2 separate regions of the Homo sapiens genome follow, and region 1 is linked to region 2. Evidence: chromatin loops called from intact Hi-C (ENCODE). Cell type or tissue: mammary epithelial cell. All regions are shown on one strand.

Region 1 (8,000 bases), 50 kb after region 2:
GATAGCAATCCATGTTTCCAAGCAAAGACATTGAGTTCTGAGGACACAAGGAAGTCCACCAGACAAATGTTGAGGGAGGGGCCTGGTGGAAGATGACTGGATTATGGAAGTGGTTCCCCCATGCTGTTCTCATGGGAGTGAGGGAGTTCTCACGAGAGCTGATGGTTTTAAGGGTGGCACTTCCTCGCTCTTTCACTCTCTCTCTTTTGCCTCCATGTTAGACGTGCCTTGGTTCCCCTTTGCCTTCTGCCATGATTGTAAGTTTTCTGAGGCCTCCGTAGTCATGTGGAACTGTGAGTCAATTAAACCTCTTTTATTTTTAAATTACCCAGTCCCAGTGTCATTACAGCAGTGTGAGAACAGACTGATACATCCCCAAACACTGACACTTCCCCTAGTTAGAAAGATGGCTGAGAGACATGGGATGTGGCTTTCGCCTTTCTGAAACTCCCAATCAAGTGAAGAAGATAGATTTATACATAAATAATTCATTCATTTGTTCATTTATTCAACTTTCTTTTCATCACGTATTTTTATGCCTGGGATTGTAGCAGGCATGGGAACAAACACGCTGAACAAGTCAGACCTGGCCCTCTACCCCGGGAGCTTGCAGAATAGTGGAGGGGATATATATATCAAATAAACGTAAGCCGGATAGATACCAGCTGGGATCACCATGCCCTTAAGACCCAGAGAAGTCCTGTCCAAATGCCCATCTCATCAACCACGAAAAGCCCTTTGTTCTCAAGATCTCTGTAAGTCCTGGGGATTTTAGCTCTTCTCATCACCTTTGGTTTCTAAGTGTGTTCTTATTATTTACTTTTCTGTTGGGGCTTGTTCTTTCACATGTCCCTGAAAGCAAGCAGGGACATACGGCCCAGGCCTGATACTTTCTGGAAGAACAGCCCTCTCACAGAACTCCTTGGAGGCTGCCCTGCAGAGGAGGTGGTTACCATTACAAAGACAACCAAGAGACTTAGAGCTGAGCATTAAACTCCCTGTAGTTGGAACAGTCCTCTTCCTTTTCTGGCATCTCCAGCTTGGTCTGATAAATTACTCAAGAGCTTTGCTCATCTCTGTGCTCTCCTGATGAGCCCCTAGTTCCAGCTTCTGGTTTATAATGGCCCATTTTTTCCGTCTCTTCTTGCACCTCCAGCTCACACTCTTAGGGCCCCACCTGCTGTCTCTTAAGTGTCTGATCAGTGCAAGTTCCTAAAAAAAAGAAAGCATCCTTCATGAAGCATATTTACCTGATGAAGTAGTACTGTTTTTCACCCCAATACGTATAAAGTTACAAAACTAATGATATACTTACTGGTGAGAGAGAATGTGTAGGATGCTGTGAGTGGTAATAGGGTGGATCAGTTAGAATAGGATGGGGCCTACAGGCGAACCCGACAAACGGAAGCTAACTGACCTGGCTGGAGAGTAGCAAAGTTATTTCTCATTTACCCCACCCCACCCCATATGTGTTGCTGGTCAGCAAAGGGTCACTCTTAGTCGCTCAGGAATCCAGGTTCCTGCATGTGCTGTCTCAATGCATGCTTCTGTAATTACAAGAGCTAAGATACAAAAAGAGCATAGCTCACCACACACTAATTCATTTGCTTTTTCTTTTTTTTCTTTCTTTCTTTAATTGAATTTTTTAAAAAAAGCTTTATGAGGTATAATTGACATACAAAAATTGCACCTATTTAATGTATACAATTTGATGAGCTTGGACACATACATATACCTGTGAATCTACCGCCACAGTCAAGGTAATAGTCATAACTACCATCCCGCAAAGCTTCCTTGGGTCCCTCCGTGTGTGTGTGTGTGTGTTTGTGTGTGTGTGTGTGTGTTTAAAACACTTAACATGAGATCTACCTTCTTAACACATTTGCAAGTGCATAACACAGCACTGTTGACTATGGGCACTACACTGTACAGCAGACCGCTAGTGCTCAACGTGCATGCAAAGCTGTAACTTCATGCCAATTAAACAGCAATCCCCCATTTCTGTTCCCCCCTGGTCCCTGGTAACCACTGTATTTTCTCTGATTCTCTGAGTTTGATTATTTTAGGTACTTCATATAAGTGGAATCATGCAGTATTTGTCCTTCTGTGCCTGGCTTATTTCACTTAGCACAATGTCCTTCAGGATCATCCAGTGTTGTCACAGGTGGCAGGATTTACTTCTTTTTTAAAGCTGAATTATATTTGATAGTATGCATATAGAAAATTTCTTATCCATTCATCTGTTCACGAACACTTGAGTTTATTGCATATCTTGGCTATTGTAAATAATCCTGCAATAAACATGGGAATATAGAGATCTCTTTGAGATCCTGATTTCTTTTGGGTATATACACAGAGGTAGAATTGCTGGATCATATGGTCATTCAGTTTTAATTTTTTTTAAAATCTCCAAACTGTTTTCCATAGTGGCTGTACCATTATACACTCCTATCAACAGTGCATAAGGGTTCCCCTTTCTCTACCTCTTTGCCAAAACTTGTTATATTTTGCTTTTTTCGATAATAGCCATTCTAACAGGTATGAGGTGGTATCTCCTTGTGCTTTAAATTTGCATTTCCTTGATAATTAGTGATGCTGAGTACCTTTTCAGGTACCTGTTACCTATTTGTATGTCTTCTTTTGAGAAATCTCTATTCAGGTACTTTGCCCATTTTTAAAGCTATTTCAAATTTTGAATTTTCATGTCTTTGCTCTGGATTTGCCTTAACCCTGGGTACCAAGAGCACACAATGAGGGAATTACAGTCTCTTTAAGAAATGGAGTTAGAAAAATATCCACATGTAAAAGAATAAAGTGGGATCCATATCTTACACCATACACACACAAAAAAACTCAAAATGGATTAAAGACAAATGTTTAAAACCTGAAACTGTAAAATTTCTAGAAGAAAATATAGGAGAAAAACTCCATGACATCGATTTTGGCAGTGATTTCCTGGATATGACACCAAAAGCACAGGCAACCAAAGGAAAAATAGACAAGTGGGACTACGTCAACTAAAAAGGTTCTGCACAGCAAAGGAAATAATCAGGTTGCAAACGCAACCTAGGGAATGGAAGAAAACAATTGCAAACCATGTATCTGATAAAGAGTGAATCACCACATTGATTCTTCAAGTGATTTCTGTGCACTTCTCAGCCAAGGCATTGCCCGTTTTCCCAGCCATGCCCTTCATCAATGAAGAAGGAAGCGCCCTCCATGCATGAGGGACAGCAGACAGCTATCAACATTCACTTTTTACTTTCCACTTGCAAATACTTTCACTCCTTCCCCAAAAGGAACCATCCAAAGCCTACTCCTGGTATCAGGCTCAAAGTCCAGGAGCTTATGACTATTTCACAGGCAGGTCTGGCTGCAGCTGTTTTGGCTTTGGACATCTATATACTGACCAAAAACAAACCCAACGAAACAAAAAGCAAAAACAAAACAAACAAAAACTACTTTCTTCCCTACAAGCAAAACACAATGATAGAAGGACTGTATAATTTCAATGAACACTCTGAAATCCCACTGACAGACATTGCTTTTTAAGTTTCTGTTCTACTTCTTGAGCCATTGTTCAAATTGTTTCTTCTTTTTAATTACCATATTGACCACATATGAGGAGGTCAATAGGAAATATCTGTCTTTAGGGCTGCACAGGTTTCCCAGCATGCTCTCTCCCTAGAGAAGGTTGGGGGCCCAAGCCTTAAGTCCTGAAAGGTCAGTAGCTTTTAGACCACACTGGTGGATCTTCAAAAATACAACTCTTTCAAATCTACTTTGTTTCAGTAGTCACATCCAAAATTATTTTTCAGACATGCATTTTTCTTTCAGTAGAGTTAATTGCTGGTATTTTGAGCCTATCAGTTTCATGGAAGAGCCAAGCCAATTCTCTTTATACCTGAAACATTATGTCTAATTAAAGTAATTCAGCAAAATGTTGGTAGTTTAACAAAGAGGATAATGACCTTCTTGATTTGTTCCTTGCCTCAAGACTGAATTTTCATCAATCTGAGTCTGAATGCTTGGAGACTGAGAGTCGCTTATATTTCTCAACCCTTCAAGTCATTGAATTAGGAATTTTCCATTCCTTTTCTTCCTGCTTGTAAATTGAACAATTTTTTTTCTGATCTCATCTCTTTTTCATTGACCTTTGTCAAATGTAACCTTTAGCAACCAAACCATGTTACCAAAGTCTCTCTTCCCATTTATTTGCCTAAACCTATGCTCTTATTAGAAACTGATTTGTCTTCCAACTTACCATTGATGGCAGTTTTCCTAAGTGTTTCACTGCAACCTAATATGGATCATCATCCTTACAAATGTTAAGAGTTTTCTTACTGCTCGCTGTCCATCCTAAAGTCAATGTCACATAGTTTAGAGTTATTGTTATGATTATATTCCTTCTTTGGTACAAATTGTTCTGCTCCAGCACTACACAATCCAAAAAAACAACCAACTTAATGATAAAAAAAAAAGTTTCCTTCCCACATTACATGCCCATTACAGGTAAACAGTGGTATTCTGTTCTTTGTAGTCAAAAAAGGATCTGAACTGATGGCTATCTCATCATTGACACATGCGTCTAAGAGCTCAGGGGTTGGAGAAGAAAGAGTATGTAAACAAAGTGACAGCTCTGAAAGCTTCCACCTAGAAGTGACAAGTGTCTCTTCCACTCACACCTCATTGGGAAAAGGTGAGTCACATGACTAAGCCCTGAGATACCTATAGGTGAGAAGGGATTGTCCTCTCCCAGAGAAAAGTGGTACATATTTTTGAATGCAGAGGGTACATAAACTAGTAGGAAGTGTTAACAAATACCTTTTCATGGGTATTTTTAACCTGAAAAATAAGTGGGTGTTAGAACTTTGAGAAAAAGGGTCAACATGTGTTATATACCAAAGACAAAAAGAAAGACAGCACAGTCTCAGAGAGAAAGCCAGTACGGCATGAGATGGCTCAGGGATTGTTGGCGGGGCCAGACAGTGGCACAAAGTCACAATGCTTTAGTAGAAAGACACAAAGACTACTGTGAGGAAGGGAGGAGGATGTTCAGATTTCAGGATTTTCAAAGGTTTCTTGGAGAAGTAGGACAGTAAACACTGACAATATTTTGCAGACAGAGTCTTATTTGGGAACTTTTGGGGTAAAAGTTGGCATTTTCTTGAAAGAAGCATGCCAAATAGCCAAGCTCTGCTGTCCCAGGGCACAAAAACTGCACCAGCAAAGTAATTACCAGCCCAAGAATTAGCAGCAGGTGTAGTAATAGGGCAAGGACTCATGTCAACATATGGTAAGTCTCTCTAATGGCTGGGTATAACTTTAAATCGGAGGGGATTCATTTTAAACTCATGATCTCAAACCTTAACTGATGCTATATAGTAGCCAAAAAATTATGTTTTCCCAGTACTAGTTTTTCAAACCTTCTTGTTAATCAGACCTCTACCATCCATCTACATGCACCCTCATGATCATTGCAAATAGAGGTCATCAGGCTCAAAACCCCTTACATGCCTACCACTAAGCCAATGACCTCTCTCTACATGCACCAATTCATCTCTCCCCTTGCCTATCAAAACAGAGGTCACCATGAACTCTCACTGGATTATTGCAGCACCATCTTAACAGGGTTCCTAACTTACGTTTCTCTAATTTGTTCTACAACAGCAGTAAAAGTAATGTTCATAAATTACAAAACTGATATCATATTACTGTCCTATATAAATCCTTCCAATACTTCTTTACCATCCTTACCACGAGCTTCTCACCATGACCTTCTCACCATGACCATCTTACCACAACCTTGTCACCATGACGTTCTCACTAGGACCTTCTCATCATAAACTCACCATGCTTACAATTCCAGGCAAGATCTGGCCCCTGCCTGTCTCACTGACCTCATTTCCTGCCACACTCCTGTTTGGTCAGAACCGCCAGCTACATTGGTTATCTTTCTGACTCTCAAACACAGAGCTTTATGGTTTGGGTTTTTTTTCTTTTTTTTTTTCTTTTCGTTTCTCTGGGCCTTTATAAATGCTATTACCTATACCGATAGTGGTTTCTGTTTACCTTTCATTTAACCGCTTCTAATTCTCAAAGCTTGGCTCTGTTTAAATATCACTGTCTTGAAGAGGACTTCCCTGACCAGAGGAAAACGGCTTTCTACTTAATATTTTTAAAAACGTATCTAGTTTTTTATTCATTACACAATGCAACTTGCCAATGCTTTTATTCAATTGACTTTTCTTTACTCATGCTGCTGCAGAGTTTTTGGTTTTGGTCTGCCTCCTCATTAAGATATGTAACCGAAAAGGCAGGAGCCAAGTGTCTTTCTGACCATTTTGTACTCAGTGATGAGTATGCAACCTGGCACACAATAAATATTTGTTGAATAAATAAATCACAGGCGCATAGCCCAAGGCCAAGGGCTGCTCCACTTTCACATCTGTACCAATCAAATTAAACTGCTAGAACAGCTTCAAGACTTTGAGAAACAATAGATTTAGGGCTACAAAAGTGACAGTGATTTCTATTCCTCCTTGTTCTCTCATACTGCTTTTAAGGTTATCTCCAAGACTGAAATGAATCCCATACTGACAAAACAGATGCTTCCAATCAATAGAAGTCCCTACCAATTCCTCATGTTACTCAAGAATTAAAGGAGGCTTCCATTTAGCATGGCAGATAATGTTCCTTCCATCTCATTAAAATACCCATAAAGGCATATTAAAGTAAAATCTATCAACACAGTACATTAGAGATAAAAATGGACAATAGACTCAAGAAGGGGCAGTATTTCCCCCTACATATATCTTCTATGTGTGTAGGTACCAAGAAATATATTCTTGGACTAAATATCCCACTTTCTATCCTGCATGTCAAAATAAGCCAGATGGCTCCAAAAATGGTAGGAAAAGACTTTTGAACACTGTTCTGTTGCCTGCCTCTTCTTAGGGATCTCAGGGTTTGTAGTGACTGTAAAATGAGCCAAGATACAACCAAACAATAAAAAAATAAGTAAACAAAAACAAATACTGATGAACAGAGACAGAGATCCTCTTGCTGAGTGAACACGCTACCTGAGTGGCCCAGTGTTCCATACCAGCTCACGCACCCCCCGTCTATTCCCACTCAGACTCCCAGCCCATGAGACAAGGAAGAAAAAGGGCATGAGCAGAGCAGTCTTGCATCTTGGGATACTCACCTTCTAAGCAGAATGTTTTTTCTTTTTTTTTTTTTTTTAACTTAAGGAACTAGGCAGTGGCAAAAAGAAAAAGCTCATGGGCAATGGATGCAGCTTGTATTCACTTTCGTGTAGAAAATCAGCTCAAAAAAGAATTGCAGGATGCTTCAAACTCTCTACTATAGTCAGACACTGACCAATTGGAGGATTCAAACTCAAGCTAGCAAAATAAAACTGATGAAAACCTTCAACCGAACATAATTTAAGGGAGAGCTGTGCACTTCCATCTGAACTTAGAATCACATAGGAAAGACATTAGCCCATGGATATCTAAAACCCGGGAGAGGTCCCTCATCTAGTCAGAGATGAGAAACACACATGTAGCTCTGAAACACAGGGAACATGCATATGTAATCTAAATAAAAATTAAAATAAAAAACTGCCTCTCATTACAGTTATATACCATAAGGGGTGCTGCCAAATTTATATCCAGAGTTAAATTCATATCCTAAAGTACCCTATTTGTCACAGAATAACAAATAGATATGAAACAGAGATTGATTTCAAAAAAACTGAAAAATAAAAGACAACTCTAAGGAAAACAAAAAGAATGAACTGAAAGTGAATAAAACTTATCAAAATATGGAAAATAGCAAGATAGATCAGAAATTTTAAGGATCAATTTTTTGAAATAATGAAAATGAGAGAGCAAATCTATGACACAGAAAAATAAAAGTATTAAAAATCATAAAGTTCATATAATAATAGTGAATAATAACAGTAGTGTATAAAACCTGAAAGGCTGTCAGGTGCG
Region 2 (8,000 bases):
TAAGCATGGCTGTCTTATAATTAAACTTCCTTTTGGAATGACATGTCTATCTTAGAATGACACCTACTGTCTTACAACGAGCATGCAAAGCCCGGATCTTGTTTACAAGGCAAATTACACATCTGTAAGAGGCAGAGAAGGCTTGAAATGTCTTATCAAAGCACTCCCACAAAAAGTGATTACTGGATCCTCAAAACTACCTTATTCAGTACATTAAAAGATGATGAATATCATTATAGGGCATAAGAAGATTAAGAACCAAAACAATCAGGGGAATGGCAGCCAGGGAGTGGAAACTCATCGATAGCCATGAAGTCTGTTTGTTTCTAGCTTCTTCTGTGCTTTGGTACTAAGAATATGTTTCTAACTAGAAACATCTAACTATCTCTTTAAAAATGCAGTTACTTTTAAATAGGACAGATTCTACAAATGATTGCTTTCAGCTGTGTAAATGGCATCTCAGAATTTTATGTTTAATATTCATATTTAACAATTTTAAAACAGTGCAGTTCTGCATCAGATTTTAACATACTGGTCCAATGCATTTATTTGTAGTACTAGGATACCCTATTTTAAAACAGATCTGAACATCTTTTTTCATGTATTCTGTGAATATGTCTAAATTCATATCAGGTAAATGATTGAAGAAAAAGATTCTAGGTCTCCATTGACCTTGAGAAGACTCAAACTTCCACAAGGATCCGTGCTTACCTGAAATCCAAGTGTGTACTGGGTACTGTCACAGCTATGGGTCTTCTTCCATCAGTGCCAGGCAAGGCTCAGGCACCTGTGAATGACTCGTGCTCCTGCCCCAGTTTCATTACAATCTGTGAAATAAAAGAACATATGGGCCGGACACGGTGGCTCAAGCCTGTAATCCTAGCACTTTGGGAGGCTGAGGCAGGTGGATCACCTGAGGTCAGGAGTTCGAGACCAGGCTGGCCAACATGGTAAAACCCCATCTCTAATAAAAATACAAAAATTAGCCAGGCGTGGTGGTGCATGCCTGTAATCCCAGCTACCTGGGAGGCTGAGGCAGGAGAAATGCTGGAACCCAGGAGGCAGAGGCTGCCTGGTGAGCTGAGATCACACCACTGCACTGCACTCCAGCCTGGGAGACACAGCAAGACTCCATCCAAAAAAAAAAAAAAAAAAAAAAGAGAACATATTAATATGACACACCTCTATGTGATGTGTCCTAATGCAGTTAGTTTCAGGGCTTAAGTGATTTCTCTCTTTGTTTGGTTTGGTTTAGTTTAGTTGGTTTTACTATCTGTCTAGCTTTTGGATTTATGTGTTCACTACAAGAACAGGTACTATGGTTTGGCTACAAGAGAAGTTTCATATTGCTGATGATATGTTTAATTTTTAAATGACAATTTTATCATTTATATTTTAGGCTTTGGCAACAGATTTATACATTAAGTCTTGAGAATGCAAGGCAAACTTAAAAAGAAATTGCAACCACCTATGTATAATGAATCAGGATATTTTAATCTTGTACAGTCGCAGCAAAAATCCAGGATAAATCAAATGCTAACAATCAGACTGGGCTATCATCCATAACCCTGATTTCAATTAAGCCAAAAAACTGCCTCATTTTGTAATTACTTGATATTATAATAAGAAAATGTTATAAATTTGAGCTTATAAAATATATTTGCATTACAAAATACTGATTTTATCTTTCATCTGCTTTACATTTTACAGATATACCTAATAGCTCATTTGAAAATAGAATCCTCTTTTTTAAAAGTTTGGAAAATATGAAAGGAAACCAATATCAGACCAAGAGTAGTTATTATAATCCATGTGACTTTTCAATAAGTAAAGCAAAAATTGCTGCTATTATAACAACATGTTCATAGCTTCCCCATAGTCATGTTCTAATTAATCATTATTTTAGCTTTTCTCATGTGCCGTGAGTTATTTCCAACTGAACCAGGATTGGGGGTTTTCCCTGGGAAATAACCAGGTATTCATTGCTTCCGTTGTTATATCGATGATTGTAGCATACCAGAGACCACCAAGGCTTACCTCATTCAGGTCAATTTAAATGAAATTCTCATCTCCTACAAATCATTTTATAAGAGATTTTACCTTTTTTCTAACCTTCGCTTTCAAGATACCATATAAAGTCAAATTCTAAAACCTGAAGATTATAGAAGTTTTACCATATAGAGTAAAAGAAATTGGATTTCCACTAGAGTCACTCTGAATTTTATATTCCCAATAGAGATCAATGAAGACTGTATCCCCTCCTAGGAGAAATCATCAGTATTTGGGTGTATCCTTTTGTCACAACCTTTGGGGGTGGGATTTACTGGCATTTGTTTGGATGCCAGATGCCCTCCAATTTATAGGACAATTATGTGCCATAAAAACTTCTCTTTATTTTATGCAACTTTCACATCCCTCACCTGATATTCATGTGAGTGGAAAAGCTTTTAAAAATTATTTGAATCTAGAATTTAATTATAGTTTACAAATAGAAACACACAATTTTCTTTGCACAGCTTTAATACCTACTAATTTTCCAAGAACACCGCTACTTTTTAATTCAAAAGTAGAATATGCTTTGTGTTATTGGGGATTTTACCAACAGCCACAAAACTGAAAAATCACAACCTCACTGAGACACTGCTGGTGATATTTGAGGGCCCTCTGCAACTCCTGTATCATCTGCAATTGTAACTCTCAAATACAAAAGAATTCGGAATTTGGGTCAGAGCATTATGTATCTCCATATACTTATTATTTTATATATTAGTTTCCTTTTATGTCTCCTTAATATTATAGTTAGGTTAAATAGAGAGTTATAGGGCCAGGTGCATTGGCTTATGCCTGTAATCTAAACACTTTGATAGGCCTAGGCAAGAGTATCATGTGAGCCCAGGAGTTCGAGACCAGCCTGGGCAACATAGTGAGATCCTTTCTCTTAAAATCAATAAATAAAAAAATAGTAAAAATAAAATTTGAAAGATAAAAACCAACAAAAAAAGTAGAGAACTTTATACAATTATATATTGATTTTTAACCTCAAACACAGAAATGCAAATGATGGAGTTAAACACACACACTCTTCAGTTTACTGTACATCATTATCACTGGTCATGCGAGATTCTCGTTTCATTATTTATTCACTTTTATCTTCATAATACATTTCTACTTCCCCTTATCAACAATTTTAATATTATATGACGGGTGTCTTTCTTTTTTAAAATGGGTAGTATTGAAATAATTGTCACTGTGTCAGTCTTCTCCCTGTTCTTCTTACATTTTCATTAAGTACCACATTTTTAAGATCTCTCATGAGATTGTAGGACACCAAAGCACCCAAATTGTGCCCCAAACTGCTGCTCACTCCTCCACAATGTCTGTCTACAATTGAACCACCTCCTCCCAGGAAGTCGCAGCTGGCTGGCATCACTAACTGTGTTCAATAAACATCCTTGTGCAAGTCTTCTCATGGATATGTGGAAGGATTTCTGAGGGCTGTGTACGTGGGGAAAGAATTTCTGGAGTTGTAAGATGTATCTATACTTCAGTTGATTGATTACTATCAGGTTGGTTTTCAAAGTGACTGCACCCACCTGTATCCTCCTAGAACATATTCCTGTATTGCACATCTCTGTCAACCTTTGATATGATCATCTTTTACACCCTTTGTGGTTTTCTCAGCAGCCTAATAGGCTTGGAGTCATAGCTTTCTGTATGTCTTGTTTATCTAATTATTAATGACTAAAAAGTTTCTTCATGTGCTTGTTAGGAATTCCTTTTGTAATACAGATATTAATCTCTTGCCAATTTCAGACATTTAAATTATTTTCCCTCTTCTCATTTTGAACAGAAAACCTTAATTTTGAGGTAATCAAATTAACCAATCTTTGCCTCATATTTAGTGCTCTGGAAATTGTTGAAAGTTCTCCCCTTCCCTCAATCACACAGACATTCTCTTCCATTTTTAAATTAATGTTGTGGTTTTGTCATCAGCATATAGGTTGTGCAACACAGCTGTGAGCCACAGTCCTGTTGCTCCCACCCATTCATAGTTTTGATTCCTTTGGCCTGTCTCTCAGCCCTTGCACCAACCCCACCCTGCCAGCATTGCAACAGCTTTGTGAGATGTTGGATGGCTGGCCAATGACAGTGAGCCAATGAGAGTCCATAGAGGTGACCCAAGTTCAGATGAGGCAGCCTCAAGTCCTGAAGAGCTGAGTGCATGTGAGTTGTAAAGATGGACCTGGGTGTTCCTGTCTCCATGGAGTCTTATCTAAGCTCTGTAGCAATGTGGCCCAGGCTCAGACAGCTTGAGCCCCAGGAGACCTCCTGGCCTATCGCCAAGGGCACTAGACAGCAGCTTTGGAGAGCAATGCCAGTGGCTCTGTGCATCTACTCTGTCTTTGAGCTGCAGCAGCTCTGGTGATATGAAATGCAAAAGAAAAATGGATATTGGTGTCCTCAACTCCCTACGGTCACCTCCAAAGAACTAAAGAAGACTCACCTTAAGCTTTTGTGTCAGACCTCTCCTGTGATCCTTCTCACCCTCTCTCTCTGTCCATGTTGTTAAATTCCCTCATTGCTGTTGAAACCACGTTTAGCACATTTTGCTACTTAGGTGCACACTTTGCCACTTCTTGCTTTCTGCCCTAGGGCTTCTCCGTCACTGCCAAGTGGGAGTCGTAAGGCAACTCCCCAGTCTTCCTGATGCCTGGACTAATCTAGAAGTCCGAGAAAGTTCATACCCCAGGGGGCAACCCTTAAACAAAGGAGGATGGAAGATAGTTCATAAATATACCCTTGTCCAACCCTTGCACTGTGGGGGATCCCCCAGGTATCCCCAGTCACCACCGGCAGTAATCAGCTTGGTAAACACCCCTAGTTTACCTCTACTTCCTTTCTTATATTACTCTTTTCCGATTCCACTTTCCAAAATAAGTGACCTGCATCCACACCCTGCCTGAAGCTCTGCTTTTTGGGCTCTACTGGCTAAGACAGAGGCCACTTGATACTGACCTTCATATTTATGTGCAGCCTTGGCCCCTGGCTTATCTGCAGATACATTCCACGATTTGCGTCACATACATCAAATCTAACGAACAATTCCCACTATGTAGCCTAAGTTACACCTGTATTAGATATTGAGGATCTACCAGTGCCAATGAATCATCCTTATCTCCAAGAAACTCTCACTTTAGTGTGGAAGACAGATAGGCAAATGGGCAGTTACAGTGGGGAGGAATCCTTCATGCTGCAATTCAGTAAAGATCATGTTCTTTCATCCTGAGCAACAGTAATTTCCACTCACCTCTGTATGCGGAGAAAGCCTCAGATGAGGCTATTTGCCAATTAGTCAGTTAAAATGGAGAAACAGAACATCTGACCAGTCTGCCCTTAGACAGTACCCATCCACGAGGATATACAGTGTCCCCGCCCCGGGCTCACACAGGCATGATACTTTTGTCCACCAAGGCTCCAGGGCCTCAGCCACACCCTTCGCATTAGAGTAAACAAGAAACTACTATCAACTGTCACATTTCACATTCACAATGAAACCTATTTTCCTGGTAAAAACTCGTCATTATATAGATGAGAAAACAGGCCCAGGAAGGAGGAGGGACTTCCCCAAAGGAAACTTGCAAATTAATAGCGGAGTTTAGACAAGAACCCTTGGCTACTGATACAGCCTTCTTTCTCTGTTTGTTTGTTCATTTCTTCATTCATTCATGCAATGCTCTTTCCCTGTGCATTTTATCCCTACTGACGCATAGGCAAAATCCCATGGCAACTGATACAATGCTCTTTCCCCACTGGTTGATTGATTGATTGATTGATTCAGTCATTCATATCTTTAGCAAGAAAAAACCTTCCTCAGACAATGAGATCAGAAGTCACATTTCAGTCCAACATAAACGTCACAGATTCACAAATGCATGAGAGTTATTTCTACTAAACTGTGAGCTTCTTGCATGCAGGAACCATTTCTGACAGGTTGCTGTATCTGCACAGCTACAGTGGCCGCACCACTGCTGCTTTTTTGCCCTTTCCCCTCTTGAGTCAGCAGGAGGCCGTAAGGAGCTCTGAAAAAACCCTATGGTACTGAGGAGAAGAGCTTGCAAAGCCCTAGACAATAGGACACTTGTATCAATCAAGTTTCAAATAAGAAAGAAAGCCACTCTGTTTCAAAGAGAGGAGATCAATATAGGAAACGGTTTACATAGGCAATGGGAGAGCTGAAAAATCCAAACATGGAATGATGAGGGAACCAAGCAATCAGGCACAGGAAGCCACTCCCTAGCCTAGGATGCAGGAGAGAAAGAAAGGTCTGTAGTTGTGAGACCACAGAGGTCAGTGTCACCAGGTGAAAATTTGGTTCATGGAGGGCATCTCTGGTAGGAGATGCAGTCACTATGGGGGCTCCCATCTTAGGAGGAAGAGAGAATGAGCTTGGCTTCTCCCTTCCTCCCACCTTCCAATGTCCCTCTAGAGCTTCTCATTGTCCAAACTGAGCTCACCTGGGAGCCTGGGAAAGGTAGCCCAGAGGGGTGAGCCCACCTGAGATTCACAGCAGAGCTTGGGAAGAGTGAAGGACGATATGCAGGAAAATAGCCCAACACCCACAGGACACTCATGGCCCCTTCCAGTTCAGATATCTCAGAAGTGTCTAATCAGACCTATGTCAAAGCCAGGATCCAGAGTTCATAGCTTCAGTAAGAGAAGTGCCTTTCATCTTGGAAGAGATGCCAGGAATATACGATTCCAGGCTCTTATGTTTTATAAGTTTGCTAAAGAGATGAAAATATGCTATTCTAGACAGTGCTATAATATCCAAGGCATGTGCCTACACAACAGAGGAAAATAAATATTTGTATAAAGAAACAGATTTGGGTTTATATCTTAAAAGAAAATTTTCTTAAGTAAAAATATAGTCTAACATATGTTATTAGGAAACAATGTACCTTTATTTAGTTCAGTGTCCTCCAAAGTCTGGTTTCTCATGTATACAACCATTTTAAATCTACCTTTTAAAGACGGGCATGACAAAGTGGGGCGGAATTTCAGAAAGAAGAAGAAATTTCAGATAGGGATGCAGAGTAATAGAGTGGAAGGCAGAGGAAATGGTATCCTTTGGAAAAAGGCAGAGCTGAGATGCCACAGCAGGTTATGCCTTCCATGACGTCAAGCCATTAAACAGCAGTCACACCAGTGGACACACAATTTCAGTGGGAGAAAAAGACAAAGCTATATTGGAATGGTAGAAATGAGAACTGAATAAAAGTGGGACAGAGAAGCGCATGCACATGGACACATACACAACACTCTCTCGATGTATATTTTTAATTGGTCATTTACATGCATATATGAAAACTAGCATTTATTAAGTGCTTACTGTGTAACAGATTCTACATTAGTTGAATTATGTAACTTAATTCTTTTTACAAATATGTGACATACTTTCCTGACAGAGACATTGTAAATAAGGACACTGGGAAGATAAACTAATGGCTCGTGCAAGGTCAAGCTGTTAGCAATTCAAACCCGTTTTACGTGACTCCAAATTCTACCCTTATCACTCTACATCACCACTTTATAGGCACGTGTTAATATTAATTTAAATAAGGTTTCAGATTTGCTCAGTCTCTTGGCATTTAAGATGGCTTAAGCTAATTGTGTACCCTAAAGGAGATATGCGATCACATCGATTTTAATATTAATTGCTGTGGTGCTAATTCGTCAAAAATAAGGAAACTGAAAACCCACTTCAGTTGGAAATTGCAAAGCACTCTATCTAATATTCTAGATTCCACATGTGTCCGTGTGAAGAGACCACCAAACAGGCTTTGTGTGAGCAACAATGCTGCTTATTTCACCTGGGTGCAGGCGGGCTGAGTCTGAAAAGAGAGTCAGCGAAGGGAGATGGGGTGGGGCCGTCTTATAGGATGTGGGTAGGTAAAGGAAAATTACAGTCAAAGTGGGTTGCTCTCTGGCTGGCAGGGGCG

The links. Peaks named below come from ENCODE experiments on the same cell type or tissue, not always from the same donor. Only the 100,000 strongest peaks of a DNase experiment are listed, where the experiment ranks them.
Region 1: it touches region 2 in a loop (2.0-fold over the local background); 1 of 110 quality-filtered maps calls a loop at or near these places.

What each region holds. Positions count from the first base shown.
Region 1 is chr2:7,739,161-7,747,160 of GRCh38, forward strand. No RefSeq gene overlaps it. Among named protein-coding and RNA genes, the nearest start is that of LINC01871, 17 kb to the left of the region's middle. In mammary epithelial cell, no CTCF peak of the experiment used is centred here; no DNase peak of the experiment used is centred here.
Region 2 is chr2:7,688,773-7,696,772 of GRCh38, forward strand. No RefSeq gene overlaps it. Among named protein-coding and RNA genes, the nearest start is that of LINC01871, 33 kb to the right of the region's middle. In mammary epithelial cell, no CTCF peak of the experiment used is centred here; DNase peaks (open chromatin) are centred at 3,689 and 4,089; H3K27ac peaks cover 1,797 bases.